2 separate regions of the Homo sapiens genome follow, and region 2 is linked to region 1. Evidence: chromatin contacts called from ENCODE Hi-C or POLR2A ChIA-PET data. All regions are on one chromosome and are shown on one strand. Each heading gives the region's core, a stretch centred on a gene start or an enhancer-like site at or near the end of the contact. The rest is flanking DNA. Distances are from core to core; before and after follow the strand shown.

The links. Hi-C counts contacts between places; a loop is a spot of excess contacts on that map. ChIA-PET counts read pairs that join two places held with the same protein, here RNA polymerase II (POLR2A). Pooled maps may share reads with other maps.
Region 2: a map of CD8-positive, alpha-beta T cell shows a loop between it and region 1 (8-fold over the local background). The contact joins the promoter of ARHGAP12 here to the promoter of APBB1IP in region 1. A Hi-C loop is called at or near these places in 1 of 168 maps with a recorded cell type or tissue (CD8-positive, alpha-beta T cell) and 5 of 50 pooled maps. POLR2A ChIA-PET finds 5 or more read pairs at or near these places in 1 of 52 experiments (T-cell).

The regions. Positions count from the first base shown.
Region 1 is chr10:26,436,603-26,440,045 of GRCh38, reverse strand. It overlaps APBB1IP (amyloid beta precursor protein binding family B member 1 interacting protein), which reads right to left and starts at 1,705. Exons shown (of 15, transcript NM_019043.4): 1 at 1,591-1,705; 2 at 1,193-1,394. RefSeq lists enhancers at 1,372-1,451, 2,012-2,141, 1,859-2,388.
Region 2 is chr10:31,927,316-31,930,493 of GRCh38, reverse strand. It overlaps ARHGAP12 (Rho GTPase activating protein 12), which reads left to right and starts at 1,663. Exons shown (of 20, transcript NM_018287.7): 1 at 1,663-1,811. LOC107984219 (a long non-coding RNA gene) reads right to left here. Exons shown (of 3, transcript XR_001747415.2): 1 at 2,451-3,178; 2 at 1,672-1,832. RefSeq lists a silencer at 1,492-1,991.

The DNA.
Region 1 (3,443 bases), core at 456-2,955:
ACAACACACGTTGAGCAGACAGGAAATACCACTAGAAGACTTTATAAAGTATTTCTCAGCAGATCCTTGCTAATTTCGCCAGCCAGCATCATCGTCCTGGCCCATGTGCCACCCATTATTCCAGTGAGGCCAGAGGGAAAATCGCTGCTCTAGGTTTATGAAAAAGGACAAAGTTTTCCTTTCTGAAATTTCTCTCTGGAGACCCAGATTTTAAAATGAATAGTAGCTAGTACCGGCACCTTTGTTTAAACCACGTTATGCCACCAGAAAAAAACATCTGGGGGCATAATAAACTCACGGGCCCTTTTCTTTTGTTACTTTCCTCTAGTACTCCGTCTCGTCAAGGATCACATTAAAAGTTCTTTTGAACCGCTATGCCCTGAGTGTCTAGGAAACACATTTCACGTTCCACAGGGGTATGAACTAAGAAATACCTTAGCAGGAAAGTAAGAGGTACACCGGGCTAGGTCTTTGGTGGAACACCTGCGCAGAGGTTCTTGGAGACATTAGGACACCCTAGTTAGTTTCCTCCATTCTGTAAAAGGCCCTCTGGATATTCATTTCAAGCCAAATTATGAAACTTGTGCCTGGTGTCCAAATCTATCTTTATGGTATTTTAAAATGAAAATGAGAATATTCGGGGGAAAAAGTTATTTTTAAAAAGAGGAAAGAGTTGTCCAAAAGTTTTAGAGGAAGGAAACACTCTAAGATGCATCAGACTGCGAGCCACACTCAAATTCTCACACGGCTGGCATTTAATCCACATCTAATCTTGGCCCCTCAAGAATCCCTCCAGGTTCCGGGAGACTGGGGCTCCCGGACCTGCTGACCTGCTGACCTGCTGACCTGCTGGACGTGCAAGGGTTCATAGCAGTTCCCCGTTTGACCTTGCAGCAATTTCCTGGGCAGGAAATCTGTCAAATCTGTTGCAATAGCTCGGGAAAAAGCAAACCCGAACCCCAAACCCTCACACCCCCACCCTCGCGAGCCGGGTCCAGAGTGGAGATCAGCGGAGGGGACCCTGGGGACCCGCTGCGCTCGAGGGCCACGCCTGGGGGCACGCGTTCACGAGGCCAGATCCTGGAGCTGCCCCCGGCGTCGGACCCGACGGGCTTGACAAACGGGTTCCTGACAGCCCCGAGGGGCCCGTGCTGGCGCTCCCAGGGCTCCCGGGACTGGGAGCGCCACTTACCTCGACTGCTCTGCGGGGCGCTGCGGGGCGCGGGAAGGCGGCGAGACTCCGGCCGGGAAAGCGACGCGCGGTGCAGACTGCCGCACCCGGGCTCCAGGTCGCTGCCCCGGGGAGGAAGTGCTGTCAGCCCTGCCCTTCCCACGCAGCGCGCAGACGTGTGGCGCTATCCGAGCTGCTTTGCTCCGAGGTGCAAGGAAGGCCCCTGGTTAGAGACAGTGGGACAGACAAACATATGCGTAAAGGACTCCGAGTTAGGGGCTGCTTTCTCCAACTCATCGAGTCTGCGCCTGATTTTCTCTCCCCCATCCCACCCCTACTACACAACCACCTTGAAGGGATTTTTATTTTATTTTATTTTATTTTATTTTAATTCTGGGAAACGTTGCGCCTCCCCCTACCTGTGCCGCGCGCGCCCTTCTCTCAGGAGCGTCTCCTGGCGAATGGAACCATTTTGCAGCCTCGACGCAAGAGGGACTAAGGGATTGGGGCCTAGTGATGGTTCCACCAAAGACTGAGAGGCCGCTTTATGTTGCAACGGTCTCCCAAAGTGTTTACTTCAGCACTTTCTGGGCTTCCTCTTTTGGGCCGGTTGTGCAAGGCTTCCCGGCCGCCTGCAGCCCGCCCTCAGGGGACGCGGTGCAGGGCTGGACTGGCAACACGCGCGTCCCGGCCGGAGTTCAGCTGTCTCTCGGGTGGGGGTGGAGGAAGGGCGCGCTGGGCGGAGGCCCTTTCTCAACCATCAGGTTGGTAACCTCACCCTCCTCCCTCCCCACGTTTAACCACGCTCAGTTGGCCGGCCAGGGTGTAGAGGAATAGCACTGTCTTCATTGCTCGTAGAAATCCAAAATGGTCTGAACCCCGTGGAAGAGAATTGAGCAATATCTATTTAACTTATGTATGGATTCGCCTTTTGACCCCGTCATCCCACTTCCAGGAGTGTGTTACGAAGATCTGCTGATGAAAATAAGTAATGCACACGGCAGAGGGCATTCATGGACTCACTATTTGCAACAGCATAGGACTGGCTGGAAATAGCACCTGTCAGTTGGGAGTGGAGTTTCCTGAGAGAAAGTCGCTGGGGAGGTCTGAAAATACAGAAGTTAAAATCAGTTATGATTTGTAAATGCGGTTGAATAACCCTCCCCTTCTCCTCTACAGCTGTGTCTTCAAAGGCTTATATGTCAGGGAAGGTGGTGAAGACATAAAGACAGAAATTAGGTGCATGTGTTAATTAGGCAATTTCAAATAGTTCTGTCATTTATTTAATGAGAAACTATTCGTAAGCACCAACACTTCTAAGAACAATGAAAATAGTTAGAGGAAACAATTTCTGCTCTCATGCATGGTGCATTCTAGTTGGTAGAAAGCAGACAATAAACAAATTAATATTTAACATGTCAAGGAATGTAACTAGTTTTGAAGGAAGTTAAAAGGTGAGGGATAGAGAGTGATGGGCATGGGGATGGGGTTGCTGTATTAATTAGGGTAAATAAACGATAAATAAATAGAAAATATATTTTCTCCTCATGATTTTCTTAATAACAGTTTCTTTTCTCTAGCTTTCTTTATTGTAAAAATACAGTATTTATCTAAATACATATAACATAATATGTGTTAATTGACTGTTTAATATTATCAGTAAGGCTTCTGGTCAACAGTAGGCTATTCGTGGTTAAGTTTTGGGGGAGTCAAAAGACATACATGGATTTTCAATTGTGCAGCAGTTTGGTACTCCTGAAATCTGGCATTGTTCTGTTACAGTAGGTAGCTAGTCAGGCATGAGCAGGGCAGGAGAGGGCTCCTCCCACCCCCTACCAGGAATGTCAGGTGACCATCAGGTGATGATCAAGCAGTTGTTATCAGCCTTACTGATAACATAGTCGATTAACTCATATTATTTTATATATATTAAATACTGTATTTTTATAATAAAGTAAGCCAGAGAAAAGAAACTGTTATTAATAAAATCATAAGGAAGAGAAAATGTATTTTTCATTTATTTATTTATTATTTATTTATCCTAATTTTTTTTAATATAGCACCAGGGAAAGGCAGTCTCCCAATAGACAGAAACACCTGAAACTGGTATTTCTGTCTGATAAGTGACACTTGAGCTAGATCTAAATGGCATGAGAGATTAATCCACACTGGGTTTTTAGATGGGAATATTCCAGGCAAAAGGAACAGCACATTCAAAGACCCTGAGTTAGGAGAGCACTTAAGATATTGGAAAAACACCAAGGAAATTAGT
Region 2 (3,178 bases), core at 414-2,913, 5.5 Mb before region 1:
GGGCATTGTGGTATCATCCGAGATTAGGCTGTGAAATAGGAAGTGGGGTTACAGGCAGATCCGCAAGTGTATGCAAACTGTTGAGTTCTATCTCTTGCTAAAACCAAGGGTGCCCAATTCAGGTTTGGAGAGTAGGGAAAGTAAGGTTATCAGCGCATTCCTATCAGGGTCGTTTTCTTTTTTGCACTGCTCTTGTTCTGGTTTTATAAGGAGAACACAAGCAGAGTCTATGGAAAATAGTTGCCAAAGCATACAGGAAATACTCCTTATACTGAACAAATGCAAGAAAACAGAACGGGTTAGAAACCGAGGGAGACAAAAAGGCAGTGGGTGCCAAGGACTGTGAAAAGCAAATGCAACGATAGAGACAGCACAGTCTCAGGCTTATTTTTCAAAAATTCTCATTGTAAGCCTCTTTCCTTTCTAAATGGAGACTATCTTAACACTTTAGCTCGCATTAGACTTAATTTAATAAGAAGGTTGTAAACCACAGCTGTTAAAGTCTTGCCACTGCCCTACCGGATTCTTCGCATCCTGTAAGGCACAATTCGGAGTTCAGCTGGTTGATAAGGAAGCCAGGCATTGTGGCATCTTCAAGTACGAAGTGAAGCACAGGAAAGAGCCAACTCCGGAGAGTAGCTCTTCATTGCTTGAATCATACATATGCTTGTTTTTTCCCCCCTCTCCTTTCTGGTCTCTATTATTAACAAATATTTCATCCTGGCACAACAGGCACAATCAACAACTGGTTAAGGAATGAGTAGTTACTGAAGTCCCAACGCCTCTCAGTTATTTTTCTCACACTCACTGTATTCTAGACCTAGAAGCCAGCTCTCATTTGAAAGCTGAGGTTCAGAAGGGTGAAGTGCCAATAAATGGCAGAAGCCAGGTCTCTTTCCTGATTCCCATTCCAGCTGAGCTCCTCCTGCCACTGGATCACCATCAAAGACCTGCCAAAGCTGTTACTTCCGGGTTCGGTGCTGCCACAGTGCAAACGGGGATGACTTTGGACAATGACCCTGTGGCCCCCGCAGGGCTCGCACCCTCAGGCCCGTGGAAGGCTAAATGCTGACGGACTGGTTCTGCCCTGGAGCGGCTCTCCGCGTCCCAGGGGTCTCCTCAGTCCCGAGTGTGCACAGCGGGTCCTGCCACGTACCCTGGCGACCCCAGCAATGGACTCAGTGCCCCGGGTCCCTTTCCGTCTCCCTCAGGCGGCGTGCAGCACTTTTTCGGGTGTCCCAGTGGAATTTCCGGGCCCGTGAACGACTGACCCACGCCCGGCCGCAGCTCCAGGGGCCGACGAAGGGAGCGCTAGGGCCCACGGCAGGGCCGTCTTTGCCCGGGCTCCATTCCTGCCACCCTGGCGCTATGTCCGCCCTTCCCTGGTTTTCCCTACGAGCGTTTTTTTAACGCTTCCCACTCCTTGTTTACAAAGTGCTGAGCCCCCTTGACCGCAGGCTCCCGCGCCGGCCCGAGTTCCCACACCGTACGCTGGCTGCCCCCTATTCGGATCCCCGCCGGGCGCCGCACCCCCTAGCCACCCCAGACCGTCCCGGAGACCCGCGCCCGCCCAGCTCGCCCGGGCCATCACGTGAGCCTCCCGCCCCGCCCCCGCGCGTCACGTGAGCCCCGCCCCCGCGCCGGCGCGCTCCGACGTGCCCTGTAACTTACCCTCCCTCAGAGGCCAGCCTGCGGGGACGGGCCGGCCGCGGCCGTAGCCGTGTGAACGCTCTTCGGGCTCGCGTCGTCGACCCGCAGCCGCGGGGCGGACTAAGAAGGGAGCCGCCTGCTGCGAGGCCGCCGGGCTCCCGGTGAGGTGCAGGGCGCGGGTCCTGGCGGACGGAGGGCAGGTTGGCGAGGCGCTGCACAAAGGCGCGCCGGGGCCGGGCTGTGCCCGCCGAGGGCGGTGGAGTCGGGGGGAGGCGTGTGCGGGAGGCGCGGCGGCGGCGGCGGCGGCGCCGCGGAGGTGCGCGCAAAGGGAGGTCGGGCGCGCAGCGAGGGGCTCTGGGCGCGGGGGTTAGGCGCCGAGGGGGAGGGGGCCGGCGCAGCCTATTGGCTGACGTGGGCGAGAGGGTTTAAATGGCCCGAAGTTGTGGCTTCTCTGCCCCCTGGGTTTCCTGACTTCCTGTGTGAGGGCAGCGCCCGCCCGCCCCGCCCCCAGGGAGGAGAGTGTGAGGGTGCGCGGGTGTGTGTGTGAGTGCGGGAGAGTGCGCGCGTGTGTGCACAAGGCGGGTGTGTGCGTGTCTATGTGCAAAAGGCGGGTGTGTGCGCGCGCGTGTGTCTGCAAAAGGCGGGTGTGTGTGTGTGTGTGTGTGTGTGCGCAAAAGGCCGGCCCGGCCCCTCCCGCGCCCTGGGCCCACTCCCTAATCGCGGTGGGGCTTGCAGGCCTCCACCCACCCGGGGAGCCCACCCGGGGAATCCACCTGGGGCGTCCCTCGAGGACTGTTGACCTTAAACCGGACACTTTCTTCTTTGCGGTCTTTCCCGGTGCCCTGCCCCTGCTGGATGGACGTGCATTCGCTCCCCTCCAGCTTATCTGGGCGGAATCTCCTCAAAGTCCTTGAATTGAAAAATCCTCTTTACCAGCGTGCAGCCCGCCTCCCATCTCAGGGGAGCTGGTTGTCTTCTCAGAACGGCTGTCCTTTACGCGTTGCTATCTTAAGTGACTGCAGACCCTTTGAGAAGAAATGGCCACACGGTCTTCGTTAGAGAAAAAGGCACGCCCTTCAGCTTTCGAGGCGTGTGATGTTTTCCTTTTGACTGCAGCTGCAGTTTTGTAAATGTATTTTCAAAGGCTAAAGCACGACGTTGAAAGTACACCTTTATCGAAAGTTTTAATGTCATCCCAAGTGGAGTGTTTGTTGTGGATAGAGGCTTTTAGCACTCTAATAACACGATTGGTTGTGGCTGGCTTTTGGGTTAATCATGACATTGAGAAGTAGATTTTATCGACTATTTAGGCATGCGTTCCTAAAGGGAGGTGGTGGAGGAAGGAAGGCTCACTCGGGTTCTGATTCAGGTTCTGCCACCCGACTTCTAGAGGTTAGACCTTGGGAGACTCCGGGTGTTTCAATGGAAGTGTTAAAAATAAGTATCTAGCCCCTAGCCACGCCTCTTTCATACTTAAAAGTCGGGAACGATGGCCTAGATGTGTGTGTACTTGCCCATATCGCCTTTT